Linked DNA regions of Homo sapiens: region 1 is linked to region 2. A link is a contact called in ENCODE Hi-C or POLR2A ChIA-PET data. All regions are on one chromosome and are shown on one strand. The core of a region is the stretch at or near the end of the contact, and the rest is flanking DNA. Distances in the headings are between cores, read along the strand shown. Region 1 overlaps LPCAT1 (lysophosphatidylcholine acyltransferase 1). Region 2 overlaps AHRR (aryl hydrocarbon receptor repressor).

Region 1 (5,125 bases), core at 2,069-4,568, 1.2 Mb before region 2:
GCCCAGTGACTTGACATCAAAATCCCCATTTCTGGCCAGTCTTGGAAAAGCAGAAGCTCCGGCCAGTGGGCCTGCTCCCCAGGGCCAGCAACTGGCTGGAGCCAGGCCCAGCCCTGCCTTCGGACAGGAGGCTCGGGTCCTTCCCCGCCCTCCGAGACTGCATGTCAGCCAACGTTGGCCTGGCCTGCTGCCTGCTGGCACCACCCCTCCAGGGCCGTCTTTCCCTTGCTTTGTGGACCTAAACTCTTCCTGGCTTTTAAGCACGGAATATAAATAAAGCACACCTACCCGATGAGGAATACATCTAAACTAAAGATCCAAAACAGACCACAAAAAATTAAACTAAATCACAATATTTTCTTGTTTCATTTAAATTCCTAAAGCTGTGCTTTCACTGAAAGTATCTGCCATTAGCAAATGAAAATGTTGAGATATCATAAATACTTTGATAAATATTTTCAGTATCTTAAAAGTTACCACGCGTGTCCTATAACCACAGCTCTGACAACCCTTCCATGTGTTGTTAACATCTCTCATCATTCTGGAGGGGCTCCCTGAATCTTTTATTCAGAAACAGGAATATTAGTAGTTAATTGGAGGCTGCTGCCTGACTATAAGTAAAGTTTTACTGGAGCACGGGCACGCCCGCTGGCCTGCGTGATGTTCAGGGCTGCATTGGTGGGGAACCGGGCCAAGTGGTTGGGACAGAGGCCGTGTGGCTGTAGAGCCTAAAGCATTCACTGCCTGGCCTCCGAAAGGTGTAATGGGCACGCCCAGGCCCCTCCTTTCTCTGGAAGGTGTCTGATCTGTGGGCTGTATGTACAGCAAAGTTTTCACGGCCAAGAGGCTGATGGGAGCTGACATCTGCCTGAGCTTCGGTTCTCCTTGATACCCAGGGCCACACTCAGACATGCAGTTAGGTGCAGGGGGAAGACGGCCACTTAGGGTCCCGGGTTTGCCGCACCGTTGCGTGCAGACATGGTGCAGTCATAGGAGAGGGCAGCCTGGGCGTTGGGGGTCCCTCACTCTGGGCCCTGCTGAGTGGGTGGACGTTGAGCAGCTTGCTGGGTAGTGGTGACCTGGGGCAGCCTGGGTTCTTTAGGGGCAACAGGATCATCACGGGCTTTAGTTCTTCATTTAGCCTTTCTAGATTTTTAAAATTCTCTTATGCTTTATCTTGGTTTGTTTTTGAAACGTTTTAACCATAAAATAGGAATTGGGTATCAAATATATAACCAAGCAAAGTAAATCAAGGCCAAATCAAAGTCAGGCTTTCAGTTTTGCTGAGTTGAGAAGCCACAGCTAGAAAGTGGGGGTTCTGTAGTGTGAAGCAGGCTGCAGGTGACCTGGCTGAATGTGGTGCTGTGGGCAGCAATGGCTTCGTGGTGCTTTCCTGGCACCCTTTCTCTTTACTCCCCATGTCCTTGTTGGGCCGAGCTCCCCGCCTCCTCTGTTCTGTCTCAGGAGGCAGGAGCCCCGTGCGAGCACAGGCTCTCACTTTTCAAAATAGATGGCTTGGGGCAATTTTCCGTTTCCCCATGCTAACCCTGGTGGCTTTTCTTGTCTGTGAATAATTGACTTGGCTTCAACAGGCGATAAATGGACCACAACGGACTCTTATTCTAGCAGCTGTACTTCAGAGACGCTTTCATATGTACATCTCATGCACGTGTGAAGTGTCCCGTGACAGTGACACGTTGGGGTTTCTGTCACCTCTGCTTCATGAGATCTTTGGGCATCTGGGTCTGTGGAGACTCACTGTGTATCATTCTGTGTATGTGTGCAGAGAGGGTGTGTATGTGTGTACATATGCGCATGTGAGTGTGCATACATATGTATGTGCATGCACGGGAGTAGGTACACGTGCATAGGCATGTGGTTGCATTACTGTGTGTATGTGAGCCACCAGTGCAAGTATGTATATGAGTGTGTACATGTGTATATGTGTGTGCTGTGTACCTGTGTGTGTTGCATGTGTGTACATGTGAGTGCATGTATATATGTGTGGATGGATGTCTGTATCGTGTGCACATACATGTACGTGTATGACAGTATGTACATGTGTATGAGTGTTGTGTCTCTGTGTACATGTATGTGTGTATATGTGCAAGTGTACGTGTGTACAGGTGTCCACATATGTATGATGTATGTACATATGTGTATGAGAGTATATGTGTGTACATATGTATGAGTGTGTGTGTGCATGTGAGTATATATGAGAGCGATGTCTGTGTATGTGTGTGAATGTGTGCATGTGTGGGAGTATGCACGGATGCTTGTGGGCACTCAAGCTGCCCGTGCTGCCTGGCATTGAATCCCACCCCTGGAGCCCCTGGCGTCTCCTTCAGCAGCACTGATGAAAGCTCCCTTGGTGCACAGTCCTGGGCTTGGCTTGGTGCTTGAAGGGAAACAGAAGAGAGAACAAACCCTGAATTCTGAACTCCCCAAGGGGAAACCTAGTCACAAAAGCACCGTAGTTAGGGACGTAAGGGATCAGGAGGAAACTGAATTTGAAGTAGCAGATTCAGAGTGTACCGCTGAATAATAATTACGTAGTCGGTTTGGGACTTAAGTTGGCTCACGTTATGCACTGCTCTGCAGTTTTGAATAGATTGATGTTGAGTTAAAGCATTTTTGCTGAATGTAAGTTAGTGTCATTCAAACCTTCCTAAAATAAAAATCTTAGGCTTTCAGTGAAAGAATGACACAGTTTCGCAAAAGGCACTATTTTAGGTTACTTTCAACACACACAGTGTTGTAAAAACCGTAGCATCGTTTTGCAAAACCCGACCATCTGGCGCTGAATCCTTGACCACGGGCCAAGTCCTGAGCTGGGCCAGGTCCTCCAGGGGCTGCCCCTTGGCTGACCGGATGGTTCAGATGGATGGTGCCCTTTCCTGAATGCTCTGTGTGGGAACACCTGTTCCCAAGTTTGGGGATGCCATCCCCATGATGACTCTAGGTACTCCCCGTATGTTGGCCTGGAGGTTGGAGCTTGAACTTGAGCATCAAACCACTTTATCTGGTCTCCCAGAAGCCAGCAGCTCCTGCCACCTGCGTCTCAGCCTGGGGCTGCCCCTCCACACCTGCCAGCCCAACACAGCCCTCCCACCAGCCACCCAGGGGCCGTCCCTGACCCAGCTAAGCCAGTCCACGTGGATCACCAGACTTGCCTCCTTGAAGCCCCGCCAGACGTGGCCCCAGGGCCCCTTCCTTTGCCCTACCCCACCGGCCTGGCACCGTAGCCAGCACTCAGGCTGTGTACATGTGTATAGGTCCTCTCCAGGGCCGGCTCCACTCTGCCTCTTGCCTCTGCTCACAGCAGAACATTTGGAACCTGCAGAGCCGGGGCCTGCGCCTGCCCCTCACGCTTAGACGTGTGGGCTTCCCCCACCCACCTCCACATGCCAGCTGGCTTGAGGAGATGCAGGCCTCAGCGGCCTTCCTCCTTTTCCCCCTGCATGTTCTGGGAGATTTCCTCCTCCTCATTTCCCAGTCTTTCCTGTGAGTTGCTTGTCTCCACAGTGACAGTCTTGGTTTCTGAGAGTGTTTTCTTGTTCTTTGATGCTCCTCAGCGCCCTGTTCTTCCAGACTCTCTTGGCGAGCGTGGTGGATGTTTTGCACCCCTCTTCTGATGCCCACCCTTTCTGTCTCCTTGGGGTCAGTCCTCTGCTTCTCTGCCATGCAGCTGCTCTGCTCACACGTCTCAGGATTCTTGGGTGTCGTCCGTGTGAGGGCGGTAGGACGGAGTGGATTTCCTGGGGGTGCTGATGGAGATCCCCGCTCCTGTGTATGCAGATAGATCTGTCTCCTGATTCACATTCCCCTGGGAATGGGCTGCCCAGGCACCTGAGCACCCTGGGCTTGTGCTGGCTCCCTTTGCCTTGGGGTGAGTGGGTGCTGGGTCCCCAACCCCACAGCAAGCGGAGCTTTTCTCTGAGGCTGTCATCCACACCAGCAGTCCGGGTTTTCACATGTGGATAGTTTGGGTATAAAATTCCTCCAAGATCTTTAGAGAAGAGCTGAGGCTGCTTTTTCCCTGCCCCGACACCCAGTACAGTTCCCCTGAGCACCGTCTGTCCCTGCAATTCGATTTCGGGGCTGGCAGGTGTGTTCCTCTAAGGGCCGCCCGGGTTTTAATCCCTTTTTTCCTGCTGTCCTCTCTCCTGCCCCTGAACCTGCCCGAGACTGGCTCCTGTGCCCGCCGCAGCCTCCTCTGCAGCCTCGCTTCTCCCTCCGCCGCTGCCTTGTTTCTTCCATCTTAGGCATCAATTGCTGTCTTTTGGCTTTTGTTTTTGTACTTTTTTTTTTTTTTTGTGGAAAATAACATGTGCACAGAAGAGTACATCTTTATTTTTTAGTTTAGTTTTCTTGAGATGGAGTCTCACTCTGTTGCCCAGGCTGGAGTGCAGTGGCGCAATCTCGGCTCACTGCAACCTCCGCCCCTTGGGTTCAAGCAGTTCTCCTGCCTCAGCCTCCTGAGTGGCTGGGATTACAGACGCCTGCCACCATGCCCAGCTAATTTTTGTATTTTTAGTAGAGACAGGGTTTCACCATGTTGGCCAGGCTGGTCTTGAGCTCCTGACCTCAAGTGATCCACCTGCCTTGGCCTCCCAAAGTGCTGTGATTACAGGCGTGAGCCACCATGCCTGGCCAGAAAAGTACATTTTTAAATATGCAGCTGAACAGGTGGTGAAGAAGTGCACACCTGTGTAATCCCCCCTCCTCTAGACAAGCAGCACCCTGGGTTGGTCCCCAGCATCTCCATGTGTAACTACACCATTGTTTATCATCGCATACACAAAGGCCATTCCAAGGTGGCCCCACGAGAGGAGGCTTTGTGCCCTCCTAGCAACCGCCTTGGCTCAGATCCATGGGGACCCCTGTCCTGGAAGTCTTCTGGGAGGATCATCTGTCCCAGGGCAATGTGAATCCAGTAAGGCTTCAGGCTCTTGTTTCTCTGTGCAGTAGTTTTACCCAGTGTGATGCGCCCACTTAACCCAGTGGCCGAGTGAGCCGTGGCTTCTCATGAGGCTGAATCATGTTCTCTGTGTGCCTGACCTGTGGCTTCTCACACACCGTGGCTGTCTGCTGCGTGTCAATTCCCTGAGGTGTGGAATAACAG
Region 2 (5,285 bases), core at 1,455-3,954:
AGCAATTCCACATCTAGGTTTTCATCCTCCCAATACACGAGTGTGGGGGATTTGATTTTAACTCTTGCAAGCTAACAACTCGTTCCTGTTTCGTGGACCCTGGAAGAAGACATGAGACCCCGGAGGCGGAGACAAAGGGCTTACTACTCACGGCACAGCAAGCTACGTGAGCTTCCGCGTGTTCATCATTCACCCAGGTCCCCAGGTCCCGCGGGGGGATGTGGAAGCATCCTGGCTGATGCTGCATCTGCAGTGGGTTCTTGTAGCAGCAGAGGAAGACAGAGCTTTATACAGGGTGAGGCTGAGGTCTGCAGGTGAAGGGCCGCCGTCCCTGGGGGCCAAGGATGAAGCCGGGTGCACGTAGGGGGCCAGGAAGGGTTGAGACACTTCCATAGCTGGGTCCCCCGGGGGTGGGCGACGGAATGTGCTCCTGAGCCTGTGCACTTGAGAGATTTGGGTAGCAGACGTATTTGTCACATTAAATAAGGAGAGGAAATAGCTTTGTCACACAGCTGCAAATGCAGTCCCTGTGGTGGGGCCGTCTGGGGAAGAATCAGAACGAAATTTCCTGCTTTTATTGTGTTTTTATTCCACTGCAAAGACCTGAGAAAGGAGTTTCTGGGCCTTTGCGTTTTATGTATTGGTGTTTTGAATAGCTAGTGTGCTCACCTATTTCAAAACTCAGAGGAAAGTGTCTTCAGGCTGGCTCCCTGCCTGGAGGCAGCTGATTTTAAGTTTTCTGTGATTCCGTCGGGAGACATTTTACGAATAAACTAGAAAATGTGCATGCACCGTATTTATGTTTCCTCCCTTTATATATGAATTGCAGCATCCGTATCTACTGCCGTCCCCCGCTAGAGCTTGTTCGCAAGCAGCGCAGGGCTGTGCTGTTTCTTCTGCAGCCCTTGGTCCCGGCCTCGGCTGTGTGCCTGGCCCCAGGCATGGTTTTGCGCATGTGCTCACCGCTGGGCCAGCGTCAGCCTGGGCACTGAGCCTACTGCATGCTGGTGTTCGATGCACAGAGAGTGCGAGGCCTTGGCCGCAAACTGCAGCCTTGAGGGACAAGGTAAGGTCTCCCTGCGGGACATGGGATCTCTTTACTGTTTACCATAACAAGACACCTAAACAAGATGTAAACAGTAAACAGGATCCTTCCTTCCCAAGGGAGGCCTTACCTCCCCTTGTTTCCCAGCCCCAGCTCCTCCTGGGGCCCCGCAGTGCTTGGAGGCACCACGGCCACACACTAAGGCCAAGCATTTGACACGTCCAGGCGCCAAGGGGCCTTACCTCATTATCACAGCAGGTGTTAGGGCAGTGAGGGTGGCATTGCTGTGAATCTACACAGAATCCTACAGCCCCTGCAGCGGGGGACATCATCCGACACACACACCCACACACACAGACACACCCCCACACACCCACACACACCCACACATCCCCACACACACATCCCCACACACAGCCAGAGACATCATCTGACACACACACCCCCTCCCCCCCACATACACACATCCCCACACACAGCCAGGGACATCATCCGACACACACACACACACACCCACACACGCACACCCACACACACACACAGCCAGGGACATCATCCGACACACACACACATCCCCACACACAGCCAGGGACATCATCCGACACACACACACACACATCCCCACACACACACACACACACATCCCCACACACAGCCAGGGACATCATCCGACACACACACCCACCCACCCCTCTCCCCACACACACATCCCCACACACAGCCAGGGACATCATCCGACACACACACACACACACACACACACACACACACATCCCCACACACAGCCAGGGACATCATCCGACACACACACACACACACACACACACATCCCCACACACAGCCAGGGACATCATCTGACACACACACACACACACACACACACATCCCCACACACAGCCAGGGACATCATCCGACACACATAGTCCCCCTCGCACACACACAGCCTCACACTCCCCACACACAGCCTCACACACACCCCACACAGCCCCCAACCTCACACACACACCCCCCCCACACACAGCTCCCCACAGCCCTCCACACACACCTGCACACGCAGTCTCACACAGCTTCGCACACCTGCACACCTGCACAGTCTCACACACCCCACACACACAGCTCCCTACAGTCCCCCACACACACCCGCACACACAGTCTCACACAGCCTCGCACACCCGCACAGTCACACACACACCCACACACACACAGCTCCCCCCGCACACACACAGCCTCACACACACACCCCACACACAGCCCCCCACAGCCTCACACACACACACCCACACACACACAGCTCCCCCCGCGCACACACAGCCTCACACACACACACCCCACACACAGCCCCCCACAGCCTCACACACACACACCCACACACACACAGCTCCCCCCGCGCACACACAGCCTCACACACACACACCCCACACACAGCCCCCCACAGCCTCACACACACACACCCACACACACACAGCTCCCCCCGCGCACACACAGCCTCACACACACACACCCCACACACAGCCCCCCACAGCCTCACACATACCGCACACACCCCCGCAGCCCTCCCCACCCGCAGACACACAGCCTCGCATAGCCTCGCCACACACGCACACACCCGGCCGTGCCACACCCTCCGTCCCAGCGGGTGGCGGTCTCGCCTGCGGAGCCTGGGAAGCTGCCGTGGCCCCGCCGCCTCCGCCTCTGCCGCCCGGAGCTCCGCCCGCGTCCTTGGCCTCAGCGCCTCACGGTGCCCGCCGCCTCGCTCCACCGCTCAGGGCCCCGAGGGCGCAGGGACGAGCCTCGCCGGGGGCTCCGGGCACCGGGGCGCTGCGGGGAGACGACTCCTGCGCCGCCCGCGCCGGAGCTCAGCCCCGGCCCGCCCGGCTCCCGAAGCCTTCCTCGCTCGCCCTGTTCCTAAAACTCCGTTTTCAAGGCAAACCCCAACCCTCCCCTTCCATGGGTGCAACAACCCACACAAGCAGAAGGCGGGATACTTTACTGTTTCTGCAGGGGCCTCCTCCGCTTCCGGCCCGCGTACGTGCACTCCCCCGGCGGGATCATCGTCCTCGGCCTGGAAGACAAGGGGGCACCCGGTCACCGGAACGCGCCACGTGCGCCCTGTTCCCGCCGCGATGCCCCGGGCCCCTCAGCGCGGTCCTGGCGCCCCCACACCCGCGACCCCGCGAGGCCCCCACCTCCTGCTCCTCCTCGTGGGACCCCCTGGCCCGGGACCCCTGCTCTCCAGCACCCCGCACCGAGGAGCCACCGGGGCCGGGTCACGCCTGGGCCTCCCCTCGGTGTCAGGCGGGTCCCGGCCTCCCCCAGAGAAGCCGCCTGCTCTGGAGCCTGGCTCAGGGCGCCGTGGCGGGAGACCGGCGTCCTGAGGAGGAAGCCATCGAGGAAGCCAGGAACGGGCGGGGCGGGGCGCAGCCAAGGCCTGGGCAGCCTGCAGCCTCCAAACACTCGTCACGCGGGATCCCGTGTTCCCGTCACCCCCGAGAAGGTACGCGGGGTCCCGTGTTCCCGTCACCCCCGAGAAGGTATGTGGGGTCCCGTGTTCCCGTCACCCCCAAGAGGGTACGCGGGTCCCGTGTTCCCATCACCCCGAGAAGGTACGTGGGGTCCCACGTTCCTGTCACCCCTGAGAGGGTATGTGGGGTTCTGTGTTCACGTCACCCCGAAAAGGTATGTGGGGTCCCGTGTTCCTGTCACCCCGAGAAGGTATGTGGGGTCCCGTGTTTCTGTCACCTCTGAGAGGGTACTCAGGTCCCATGTTCCTGTCACTCCGAGAGGACACACGGGGCCACATGATCCCATCACCCCCAAGAGCGCATGCAGGGCAACAGCATAATCTCCTCTCTGTGGTGTGATCTCCCTGTGCGGTTTGTGGCAGGTCTTGCTCTTCTCATCTCTGCCCTTGATAGCCTTGTGCTTTGGGCCAACAGGCTTCCTCTTTTCTATGTAAAATTCTACTCCACTCTACAGTCCTGGGATTCCACTTAAGTCACTAGCTCACAGCGCCCTGAGTCCAGCTGACTACACCCACCAGCTGCCACCAACAGTGCTGGACACAGGCATGTGCCTCCCAGCGGGGCCCCTGAGGAGCAGCCCAGTATCTGTGCCCAGGCTGGTCAGCTTGCCTGCCACCCACCTCAGAGAGGGCATCACCCTTCTTCTCACAGAATCTTGATTTTCCTTGCAATGGGTGCAGCTGAGCCCTCACAAACGTTCTGCAGACCTGTGTGCAGTAACCATCCCGTGCCAGGCTCTGGGCCAGAAGCCTTGGGGAGGAAGTTAAGGAGCCCTCACCTGACCTGAAGTGAGTGTAGCCTGGAAGAGGAGGCAGACTCACGCAATATCCACCTTGTGTGGAAAGTGCCATAAAAATGTCAGAAATGTGTCATGGATCCACTTGGACTGTAAAGACTTAGGTAGATAAAGTAAATGGATAGAAAAAGATACAACATGCAAACGTTAATCAAATGAAGCAGCTGTATGAGTCCCAGACAAAGAAGACTTCAGAACAAGGAATATCACCAGAGACAAAAAGGTATATTCTTTAATAATAAAGAGGTCAATTTTCCAAGAAGATCTGACAATCCTAAAGGTAAATGTACCTAGCAATGGAGCTTCAAAACACATGAAGCAAAAACTAATAAAATCAAAAAGGATAATTCATGGGAGACATTAACATTCCTATCTCAGTGATCAATAGAACAAGTAAATAAAATCAGTAAGGATACAGAATATCCAAACGACAACAGACTTGAATTAATGGAAATTTATAAAACACTCCATCCAACAACCGAAGAGTATCTGGTTTTTACACATGTAACATTCGCCAAGACAGACCATATTCTGGGACTTAAAACTATCCTTAACAATTTTTTTAAAAACAGAAATCAAAGTATGTTATTTGACATAATGGAATTAAACTATAAAGATATCTAGAAATTTTCCAAATATTTGGAAAGCAACCCACTTTTAAATAAGCAAGGATCAAAGATGCCTCTTTGATTCACAAAGAAATTTAAAAATATTTTGAACTAAACAAAAATGAAAATGCAAACATATCAGACTTTGTGGGATGCAGCTAACCAGTACTTTGATGGAAACTGATAGCATTAAGTGCTTATATTTGAGAAAATAAAAGGTCTAAAATAAGATCTAAGCTTCTAACAAGTAACTAGAAGAGAAGATAAACCCAAATTGAACAGAAGAATGGAAATAATAAAAATAAGTCGATAAG

Evidence for each region. A loop is a pair of places that touch in the nucleus more often than their neighbours do. ChIA-PET counts read pairs that join two places held with the same protein, here RNA polymerase II (POLR2A). Pooled maps may share reads with other maps.
Region 1: a loop to region 2 is called in a pooled map, with 3 times the contacts of the local background. The contact joins two enhancer-like sites. A Hi-C loop is called at or near these places in 2 of 37 single-sample maps with no recorded cell type and 3 of 50 pooled maps. POLR2A ChIA-PET finds 5 or more read pairs at or near these places in 1 of 52 experiments (GM12878).

What each region holds. Positions count from the first base shown.
Region 1 is chr5:1,495,609-1,500,733 of GRCh38, reverse strand. All of the region lies in intron 2 of LPCAT1 (lysophosphatidylcholine acyltransferase 1), which reads left to right. Among named protein-coding and RNA genes, the nearest start is that of MIR6075, 13 kb to the left of the region's middle. RefSeq lists an enhancer at 1-484. Within about 2 kb of position 3,318, at least 6 of the 41 ENCODE cell types and tissues checked have a DNase peak (open chromatin) inside an H3K27ac peak, as active enhancers do.
Region 2 is chr5:341,715-346,999 of GRCh38, reverse strand. It overlaps AHRR (aryl hydrocarbon receptor repressor), which reads right to left. Exons shown (of 11, transcript NM_001377236.1): 2 at 3,036-3,107. The coding sequence starts at 3,097. It overlaps PDCD6-AHRR (PDCD6-AHRR readthrough (NMD candidate)), which reads right to left. Exons shown (of 13, transcript NR_165163.2): 4 at 3,036-3,107. Among named protein-coding and RNA genes, the nearest start is that of AHRR, 23 kb to the right of the region's middle. RefSeq lists an enhancer at 1-153 and silencers at 2,574-3,093, 3,134-3,233. Within about 2 kb of position 2,704, at least 4 of the 41 ENCODE cell types and tissues checked have a DNase peak (open chromatin) inside an H3K27ac peak, as active enhancers do.